2 separate regions of the Homo sapiens genome follow, and region 2 is linked to region 1. Evidence: chromatin loops called from intact Hi-C (ENCODE). Cell type or tissue: CD14-positive monocyte. All regions are shown on one strand. Links, peaks and the distances in the headings refer to the core of each region. The heading gives the core; the rest is flanking DNA. Region 1 overlaps RTN3 (reticulon 3). Region 2 overlaps PLAAT5 (phospholipase A and acyltransferase 5).

What was found. Peaks named below come from ENCODE experiments on the same cell type or tissue, not always from the same donor. Only the 100,000 strongest peaks of a DNase experiment are listed, where the experiment ranks them.
Region 2: it touches region 1 in a loop (3-fold over the local background); 80 of 110 quality-filtered maps call a loop at or near these places.

The regions. Positions count from the first base shown.
Region 1 is chr11:63,736,344-63,741,723 of GRCh38, forward strand. The region is part of intron 3 of RTN3 (reticulon 3); the gene reads left to right. Among named protein-coding and RNA genes, the nearest start is that of ZFTA, 30 kb to the right of the region's middle. In CD14-positive monocyte, for the core only: CTCF peaks have their summits at 2,605 (motif pointing left) and 2,805; a DNase peak (open chromatin) is centred at 2,578; H3K27ac peaks cover 670 bases.
Region 2 is chr11:63,476,475-63,481,854 of GRCh38, forward strand. All of the region lies in intron 3 of PLAAT5 (phospholipase A and acyltransferase 5), which reads right to left. Among named protein-coding and RNA genes, the nearest start is that of PLAAT5, 12 kb to the right of the region's middle. In CD14-positive monocyte, for the core only: CTCF peaks have their summits at 2,503 (motif pointing right) and 2,711; a DNase peak (open chromatin) is centred at 2,557.

The sequences.
Region 1 (5,380 bases), core at 193-5,192:
CTTGGGTTCAACCAACCTCGGATTGAAAATACAAAAGAAAAAACAATAAAAAATAATATAAAGGCCAGGCGTGGTGGCTCATGCCTGTAATCCCAGCACTTTAGGAGGCTGAGGCAGGTGGATCACCTGAGGTAGGAGTTCAAGACCAGTCTGGCCAACATGGTGAAACCCCATCTCTACTAAAAATACAAAAAATTAGCTGGATGTGGTGGCACACACCTGTAGTCCCAGCTACTCGGGAGGCTGAGGCAGTAGAATCGCTTGAACCCGGGAGGCGGAGGTTGCAGTGAGCCAAGATTGCACCACTGCACTCCAGCCTGGATGACAGAGACTCCGTCTCAAAAAAATTTTAAAAAATAAGTATCCAAATGGATATGTCTAGGTTATATGCAAATACCATGCTATTTTATATAAGGGACTTGGGCTTCCATGGATTTTTATATCCTTGGGGATCCTGGAACGAATCTCATTCAGATACTGAGAAATGACTGTTTATATAACTCAAATGCAAAAACTAGAATGACTATCCCATCATATTCACAGGTTCTGTCCACAGTTAGGGGCAGGGGAAAGTGTTATACAAGGCATGTACAACAAGGGGCAAGAGTCTTGGAAGCTATCATAGAATCCTTTTTTTTTTTTTTTTCCCTGTGATAGGGTCTTGCTCTGTTCCTAAGCCAGAGTGCAGTTTTGCAATCCTAGCTCACTGCTGCCTCCTGGGCTCAAGGGATCCTCCCACCTCAGCCTCCTGAGTAGCTGGGACTACGGGTATACGCCGCCATGCCCAGCTCCATCTTAGAATTCCGCCTGCCACAATTCTAACTTCACATGATGTGCAGAAATTAAAATGAATTAGATCTCTGAACATAAAAACTAAAACCAAAAAACTTTTCCAAGAATGCATAGGAAAACATCTTCATGACATAGGGTAGGCAAAGATTTCTTAGGTAAAATACACTAACCATAAAATTAAAGATTGATGGCCAGGCATGCCGGTGTCTCATGCCTGTAATCCCAGCACTTTGGGAGGCCAGGGTGGGTGGATCACTTGAGGCCAGGAGTTTGAGACCAGCCTGGCCAACATGGTGAAACCCCATCTCTACTAAAAATACAAAAATTAGCCAGATGTGGTGACGGGCACCCGTAGCCCCAGCTGTTAAGGAGACTGAGGGAAGAGAATCACTTGAACCCAGGAGGCAGAGGTTGCAGTGAGCTGAGATCATGCTACTGCACTCCAGCCTGCTCAACAGAATGAGACTCTGTCTCAACAAAAGAAAAAAAAGGAAAATACTTTTTAGGTAACTAAGGTCAAAAGTTCACATTTTTAGATCCATACTATTCACCTGGAGAGGGGTAGACAATGCCATTTTGTTTTCTGTTTTATAAATCTGAAATTGAGGGCAAAGGGGATGGTAGGTTATTTTAATGAACAAACAACTATTTTTTCTGAGAGTGTGAGATGAACATTAGTTTGAAAGGGGTTCCTACATATTTCTCTGGCCTGCTGCCAGACTTATCTATGGCCAAAAGTATGTGTGTCTGTCTTTGACAGTGACAGCTTTGTATTCTGTCAGTGATCTTTCTGTGCCTTTTGAGGGGGTGGATTTCCTTGGTTAAGGATAAATCTGTAGCAGAGCAGAGTCTTAACCCATTTCAGCAGCCACAAAATTTGGGCCTGAGTTTACAAACACATCACCTGACGTCTCTTTTGCAACTCAAAAGTGGCTTCATTTATTATAACTATTAATGTGAAAGTAACCAAAGAAAAGAAATAATCTGTGTAAAAATGTCTGCATCTTTGTCTTTACATAAATTGTTCATATTAAAAAGCTTAACTGTTTCCCCTTTATTAACAGTTTCCTTTTTGAGGTTATAAAACATGGCCTTTTTTTTCCTTTTAGTTATTTCAGGCATGTTTGAGTGTTCTTAGGGATGTGTTATAGACAAGTTTTAAGAAACTGTTGCAAGGAAGGTGGAATGAATTGGAGATTTATTTGTTCTTAAAAAATGAAGTGGCTGGGTTCAGTGATTCACGCCTGTAATTCCAGCACTTTGGGAGGCCAAGGAGGGCAGATTGCTTGAGCCCAAGAGTTTAAGACCAGCGTGGGCATCAAACTGAGACCCCCATCTGTACAAAAAATTTAAAAAATTAGCCAGGCATGGTGGCATGTACCTGTAGTCCCATCTACTTGGGAGGCTGAGGCAGGAGGATCACCTGAGCTCGGGAAGTCGAGGCTACAGTGAGCTGTAGTCACACCAGCCTGGGTGACAGAGTGAGACCCTGTCTTTAAAAAAAAAAAAAAAAAGAAGGTAAAGCTGACAGACTACTAAACCTTGAAATTTCTTTCACATTTGTTCCTTTTCAGAATAAGTATTTGAACAGCTCTTCTTTTCTACCTTTGAGGTGTATACTTGGGAGAATAAAGTCAATTGACTTTTGGAAATGGCTAGTTAGAATCAAAACAAGAGCTTTCCCCAAATTCGGTAATAAAATTAACGGGTGAGGAATCAGTAAGGTTTACTGCTGTTCCTCCTGGAAATGGCACAAGACTGATTTCCTTTTTCCTTAGCCTGAGATTACCATTGGATGTGTTAGTGCCCTCTTCAGGTGTAACTTGGGTACTGCAGCCGGCGTCCTTAAATAACAGGGACAAGAAATAGATACTTTAATAAAATAAAACTTTAAAATAAATACCTTAAAGTTTTTAAAATAAAAGTAATATGGCCACATTACAAAAGATTTGGAAAATAAAAAGAAGGAATCAGTCGTAATTCCACCAGCAACGTAAACTCTTGGTGCAGACATTCCTTGTCAGATGTTTCATCTGTCATTAGCAAAATAATATAACTGAAAAATTAGTGATTTTACTTATGTAATGAATCACGAAAAGAGAAAAAAGTAAGGTCCTTTAAATGAAAAAAAATTAAGTGATATGATATTAAAGATAAAGTTGTAACCTGAAAAGTAAGGGAACATTGACTTCGTTCTTTTGAGAATTTTTGGCTTTTTATTTTTCCAGTACCTTTTGAACTAGCTTGGGTCACTTCCCTGTAGGACTTTAGGAAGAGACTAGCCAAGGCTTCATTCTTTCTCTATAAGGTTGTGTACTAGTGTGGCAGTTCGTTAGCCCATTGCCTCACAATTCTCTTCTGTTTTAGAACACCCAAGATAACACATAGCACACCCAAAGAAAAGGACATTCCCTGTCTGTATCAGTGGCTCTCTCCAGTAGTGATTCTCTACCTGACACATAACCAGAATCAAGCAATAATTTGTCCATAGCTTTAAAAAGGTGACATGCACCATCAGGAGTCAGGATCTACTCCCCATCCCACGTCCTTTATCCCATCTCACATGCAGCTGAGAGTCACTGACTTGGACAGTCTTCTCTAAAGAGTCTGCTCATAGAAGGTAAATTTAAGACATAAAAATGTTTAAGACTCTTAATCAAAAGACTTTAATTTTTTCTGATAAATTCAAAAAGATAGACTTTAACCAGCCCTGATGTTTGAGTGTAGATGATGAGGGAGAAAGAAGAGTGAACCCTATTTCTGTATTTGTCTTGGGTTTCTGGGTGGATGGTAGAACTATTTTCTGATCAGGGAAGAATGTCAGTCAGAAATGATGTTTTCTTTGATGTGTGGAATTTGAGGGGCTGAGATGCCTCAAAGTGATCCCTTCTGTTTCCGTAGCTTCAAATTACTACCTACATGTTGATAACTCCCAAATCTATACTCTATGTTGGTCTGGTCTGCCCCATAGGTGATGTATCATACTGCCTCTATCTCCTGGTCCTCTGTCTCCGTATATCATTTACACACCAATCTATTTAATCATAGTTCTGATAGCGCAACACTTTTTCATAGAAAAGTTTATATGGAAGTTTGATACATAAAATAGATTTGGTTAATAAGGCCCCTTCTAACCTCCCCATCTTAGTTTCTTTTTTTTTTTTGAGACGGAGTCTCACTCTGTCACCCAGGCTAGAGTGCAGCAGTGTGATCTTGGCTCACTGCAGCCTTCACTCCCCAGGTTCAAGTGATTCTCCTGCCTCAGCCTCCCAAGTAGCTGGGACTACAGGTGCCTGCCACCATGCCTGGCTAATTTTTTTTTTTTTTTTTTTTTTGTATTTTTAGTACAGACAGGATTTCACTATGTTGGCCTGGCTGATCTCAAACTCCTGACCTCGTGATCCATCTGCCTCGGCCTCCTAAAGTGCTGGGATAACAGGCATGAGCCACCGCGCCTGGCCTTTTTTTTTCTTTTAATAGAGATAGGGTCTCACTATGTTGCCCAGGCTGGTTTCAAACTCTTGGAATTCAAGCGATCCTCCAGCCTCCACTTCCCAAAGTGCTGGGATTACAGTCATGAGCCACCTTTAATTTCTTTGTATCTTACTGGCAACAAAGAGGAAAGGAAAAAATCTTGTTGCTCTATAGCTAACTTTAACTTCAATTCTTAAATTTTCTGTTACAATTGTAGCAGAGGTTGGCAGTCAAATGAATAATAATAGCTGATATTGTGTTACTATCTAATCAATAGTATTCTGAGCACTTCTACACATTAATCCACTTAATCCTGGCAACATCCCTATGAAGTTGATCTTGTATTATCCTATTTTACAAATGAGGGACCCGATGCACAGAGAGATTGAGTGTCTTGTCCAAAATCACAGAGCTGGCAAATGGAAGAGGATACAAACTCAGGCATTCTGGAGCCAGAGTCATTTCTGTGCTGTACTAACTCTAAAGCTGGGGATAAAGTATTTTACTAGGTAGGGATCCATGGCCAAGTGGAAGCCAGGAAGCATTAAGGGGTGAAATAATCTTTATTTTATTATAGTTATTTATTTATTTATTTATTTATTTATTTTTTGAGATGGAGTTTCGCTCTTGTCGCCCAGGCTGCAGTGCTGTGGCTTGATCTTGGCTCACTGCAACCTCCGCCTCCTGGGTTCAATCAATTCTTGTGCCTCAGCCTCCTGAGTAGCTGGGGCTACAGGCGTGTGCCACCACGCCTGGCTAATTTTGTATTTTTAGTAGAGAGGGGGTTTCACCATGTTGGCCAGGCTGTTCCCAAATTCCTGACCTTAAGTGATCCACCCGCTTCAGCTTCCCAGAGTGCTGGGATTACAGGCATGAGCCACCGTGCCCAGCATTTATTTTTTTTTTTTGAGACAGCGTCTCATTCTATTGCCCAGGCTGGAATGCAGTGGCATGATCTTGGCTCACTGCAACCTCTGCCTCCCGGGTTCAAGTGATTCTACTGCCTCAGCCTCCCCAGTAGCTGAAACTTACAGGTATGTACCACCATGCCCAGCTAACTTATGTGTTTTTAGTAGAGATGGGGTTCTGCCGTGTTGGCCAGGCTGGTCTCGAA
Region 2 (5,380 bases), core at 275-5,274, 260 kb before region 1:
TGGATACAAAATTATTGGTTAACAGGTTTTTTTCTTTCAGCATTTTTAATATGTCATCCCACTGCCTTCTGGTCTCCATTGTTTCTGATGAAAAGTTGACTATTGTTTTTTATTGTGCATCTCTTGTATACAATAAGTCTTTTTTTCTCTTGCTGTTTTCAAGATTCTCTCTTTGTGTTTGGCTTTCATCTGTTTGAATGATATGTCTGGGTATTCACAGAGCTTCTTGGGTGTATAGATTAATGTTTTACATCAAATTTGGAAAGTATTCAGTTATCTTTTATATAGGTATTTTTTTCTGCCTTTTTATCATCTCTCTTTCTGGGACCCCAATTATACATTTGTTGGTTTGCTCAATGGTGTCTCCTTGGCCTCTGAGGCTCTGTTCATTTTTCTTTTTCTTTTTCCTCCTACTCTTCATACTAGGTAGTTGCTGTTGATCCATCTTTGAGTTTGCTGATTCTTTTTTCTTTTTGGTAACTCAAATTTGCTGTTAAATCACTCTAGTGAATGTTTTATTTTGGCCATTGTGTTTTTCAACCCCAGTATTTTCATTTGGTGCTTCTTTATCATTTCTACCTCCTTATTAATATTGTATATTTGATCGGTCATTGTCATTCCACTTTCCTTTAATTCTTTAAACTTGATTTTATTTACTTCTTTAAATATACTCAAAATAGCAGTTTAGAAGTATTTGCTACATGCAACATGTAGGCCCACTAGGAAACAGTCTCTACTGTTTTTGTGTGTATGGGTCCCTCTTTCCTGTTTCTTTGCAGGTCTCATAATTTGTTGTTGAAAAACTGGACGTTCTAGGTAACATACCGTAGCAACTGTGGGCTCTGATCTCCTTCCCCACCCAACCAGGGCGGACGGTTGTTGCTGTTTGCTTGTTTGTTTGTTGTTTGTTTAGTGACCCACCTGGACTGATTCTGTGATGTCTGTTTGTCTCACAGCATGTAACCACTGAGATATCTGCTTAGAGTTTTTTTCTTGTTTTTATTTTTATTTATTTTTTTGAGACAGAGTCTCGCCGTGTCGCCCAGGCTGGAGTGCAATGGTGTGATCTCGGCCCACTGCAACCTCCGCCTTCCAGGTTCAAACGATTCTCCTGCCTCAGCCTCCTGAGTAGCTGAGATTACAGGTGCCTGCCACCATGCACAGCTAATTTTTGTATTTTAGTAGAGACAGGGTTTCACCATGTTGGCGAGGCTGGTCTCGAACTCCTGACCTCATGATCCGCCCACATCAGCCTCCCAAAGTGCTGGGATTACAGGCGTGAGCCACAGTGCCCGGCTTCTTGTTTTTAAGCCTGGCTTCCTAGATCGGCATAGCTTAATGGCCAGAAGTTGAGCCACACCTTGTGCCGCGAAGGCTTTACCTTTTGTCAGTGGATCTCTGTGTGGCTTGGAGAATTCATTCAAAGTTCCAGATTTTTATGAGTCTCCAGTCTGTCCTGAATGTGAATGTGTATGCAGCCTTGTGCATACCTTCTAGACCACCAGACACATGTGGCAGCTTTTCAAGACCCTCTTTAGTTGTATCATTACCTGGATTTCCATGTTAAATTTTTGGCAGGCCTGTTGGCCTATTGCTTGTCCTAACCAGTACTGCAACCTCAAGCTAGCTGCAATTTTGGTCTTCCATGATTGTCACTGAGATAACTCTTGTTTTCAACAACCCTGGGCATGGAAGTAAAGTCAGTCACCCTCTGCTGCCACGCCATTCCCTCCCACAAGCCCCACCCACCTGGATAGAACTTCCTTACCACAACCGCAGAGCTGGAGGTGAAGGGGCAATGCTAAAACACTACAGACTTCCACTGTTCTTTCTGAGAACCAATAGACTTTCTTTTTTTTTTTTTTAGACGGAGTCTTGCTCTGTTACCCAGGCTGGAGTGCAGTGGCGCGATCTCAGCTCACTGCAACCTCCGCCTCCCTGGTTTCAAGGGATTCTCCTGCCTCAGCCACCCGAGTAGCTGGGACTACAGGCTCGCGCCACCACGCCCTGCTGATTTTTTGTATTTTTAGTAGAGACGGGGTTTTACCGTGTTAGCCAGGATGGTCTCAATCTCCTGACCTGCCCGCCTTGGCCTCCCAAAGTGCTGGGATTACAGGCGTGAGCCCACGCCCGACCACGGATGGACTTTCTTAAATTAACCCTTCTCAATCTGTTGTATGGCTTTGGTCAAATTTCCAGTCTTTAAATGACTGTCTTTGGCAATTTTGTCTGGCTTCATAATTGTTTTGGGAAAAGAGGATTTGCTGAGATCTGCACTCAGCCATTCCACAAGTCCTGCCCACTTGCAGCAATGAGTTTTTGTGGGCACAAAGCAAACAGTATACACTACAATATTTCATGGAAGGAACTGAGGCCAAGAGAGAGGAAGTGCTTTGTCTAAAGTCCCACAGCAAGTCCATGGTCGAGCTAGGACCAGAACTACTCCCTTGCCCCTGCCAACAAACCAACTCTTTCTTCTGCCTTAAAGGGAAAATGTAATGGCAGCCACATATCCACTAGAGGGCTCCCCATACCAGGCTTCTCACCCAGAAAGCAGAATGATATTGCAGGAGACTTCAAACTGGACTTCATTTTCTTTTGCCATAAGCCCAGGGAAAGCAGTAGGGATATCCCCCACCATAAATCCCGGAAGCCGGTAGTATACAGAAGAGGTTGAGTGCTACGAGTTGGGAAGACAGCATGTGAGTGATGTAGATGGATACAGAGGAGCAGAAAGCAGCCAAGAGAGTAAGTGAAGAAAGGCAAAGTGGAGGAGAGCTCTTTCTCGTCCTTTGAAGAAGACTAAAAAGGAACAATAGCAAATAGTATTTTCTTTGTGATTCAGATAGTAATAAGACTATATTGCTTTAAGCAGATGCCTCTGTCTTCATAAATGGCAAAGGATCAGAGAAACTGTTTTAAAATGTTCATAAGAAAGTCTGAAGTTTAAATATTTTGAAGCTCATTTTAAAAAATCAAGTCAGGTTCAACATTTGCATGTGCAGATGCAGGTAAACAGTTAAATTGCCTTTAATTTATAATTTAGGTATATACAGATTTTTGATTCATAGATTGTCTAATTATTTTTTCCTTTCAGACATAGGTAAATGAGAGAGGAAGAGAAGTTATTTAGCCTAATTTCTTTATATGAACATATGTGCTAAGCTGAGGCCATTTCTGCTATTATACACACATGACACAGGAGACCCCATAGGCCCATCCTCACTGTTACAGTAATCTAAGGACCATTACTATCTAAGTCCTGACACTGGTCAGGAAGAAAAACAGAAATGCCCATGGACAAAAGATGAACAAGAAGTGAAGAACAGGCGCCAGAGCTCAAATCAATCCAACTCAGGCTATTATTTCTGGCATTGATCAGGGTGAAGGAAATGGCAGTAACAGTAAGATTATGGGACAGGTTTTTCTGAGTCACTCCAGAGGGAAAGCCACTTGACACGTTATGTTACTCTTGAACTAACCCCTGATTCCATCTCACTCTACCTGACCACAGACCCCAATACCTTAGAGTCCTAACCAATGCCTTTCACCCACCATCCACCATATCTAGTGGAGGGCAGGGCTCTCAGAGTCGGCCAAGCCAGCTGGACGGTCACGTCTGTTCTTTGTAGGAACATGCGGTCCGTTCTTCACCATCCCTCCACCTTGGACATATTTCCCCACCAACCAAATAGCCAGTTACTTCCCACTCAACATGGCTAGGTCATTCCCTATGACAACAAACAAGCAATCAATCAAATCCTTGTTGTTGTTTCCTGGAAAACTGACAGCAAGAAGATAACCCAATTCATTGTGAGGCCAATCTAAGCCAGAAGAAAGCTCAGAAAACCCAAGTTCTGTTCATCAAGGATGTCGAACAAGCTTTGTGGTACAGAAAACAGAAGGCTCAGGGATTGGAGAAGGAAAGAGGAGGGAATTTTGGAATTTTAAGTATTTTCTTTTGCATTTTAATACTCTCTCATCTGCAATATTGCCACTGGATGAGGTAGTAAGGTATAAAACTAAATGGGATTCACAGAGACTTAACAGTTATCCACTCTCTTGTTAAATTTCCTCCCACTGTAAATCGATTATATTGAGTATTGATTCTCAGCCTTGGTTACAAATTGAAATCGCCTGTGGAGCTTTAAAAAGTTCAGATTGGTCTGGAGTATAGCCTGGGTGCCAGAGTTTTAAAAGCTCCTTAGGTGAGTTTAAGGTGCAGCCAAGGTTGCGGTTATACTGGGGTCTTTTCTACAGTCCCATCCTTCCCTTTTTCTTTTCTTTAACATCTCTCCAGCATTTCATGAAGTTCTGCTAACTTCATGAGCCACAGAGTAGCTGTCTGTATGCTACAGAGCCGCCTCCAATCCCAGTTGATGCTGGTACCTTCAATTCTAGGTGAAGATTTTGCTGCCCTGTTTGCCTTTGTGTGATTGGATTAATTCGAAAGCCTTGTCTTCAAGCTCTTTCTTTTATTAATACTTGTTCAGTTCTATTTCCCATGCATTTTGTATATCTCTAAGTGTGTCTTTCATTTCCATAAGTTGTGCTTTTAATTTATAATTTCTATTTTTCTGGAGCATTTTTCATCCATATGCTGTATTGTCTTAAAAAATTGCTTTAACTTGGTTTTCACCTTTCTCTGGTATCTCCTTGAATAGCTTAATAATCAACCTTCTGGGCTGGGTGTGGTGGCTCACGCCTATAATCCCAGCACTGTGGGAGGCTGAGGCAGGTGGATCACCTGAGCTCAGGCGTTCAAGACCAGCCTGGCCAATATGGCAAAACCCCTCCTCTACTAAAACTACAAAAATTAGTGAGACATGGTGGCACATGCCTGTAATCCCAGCAACTGGGGAGGCTGAGGCAGGAGAATCACTTGAACCTGGGAGATGGAGGTTGCAGTGAGCCAAGATCGTGCCATTGCACTCCAGCCTGGGTGACAGAGCAAGACTCCATCTCAAAAATAATAATAATAATAATAATCAACCTTCTGAATTCTGTTTGTCCCTTTAGAATAAATGTTCATTTCAAAGCTCCCCGTACATCTGCACAGGCTGGCAACCCAGCTCTGGCCCTTCTCCCGGAAACAGGTGCCCACTTAGAGAAACTCCTATTTTCTAAGGCCTCCTATCTGACAAAGAAAAAAATAATCATAGCAAAGACTTGGAACCAACCCAAATGTCCAACAATGATAGACTGGATTAAGAAAATGTGGCACATATACACCATGGAATACTATGCAGCCATAAAAAATGATGAGTTCATGTCCTTTGTAGGGACATGGATGAAGCTGGAAACCATCATTCTCAGCAAACTATCGCAAGGACAAAAAACCAAACACCGCATGTTCTCACTCATAGGTGGGAACTGAACA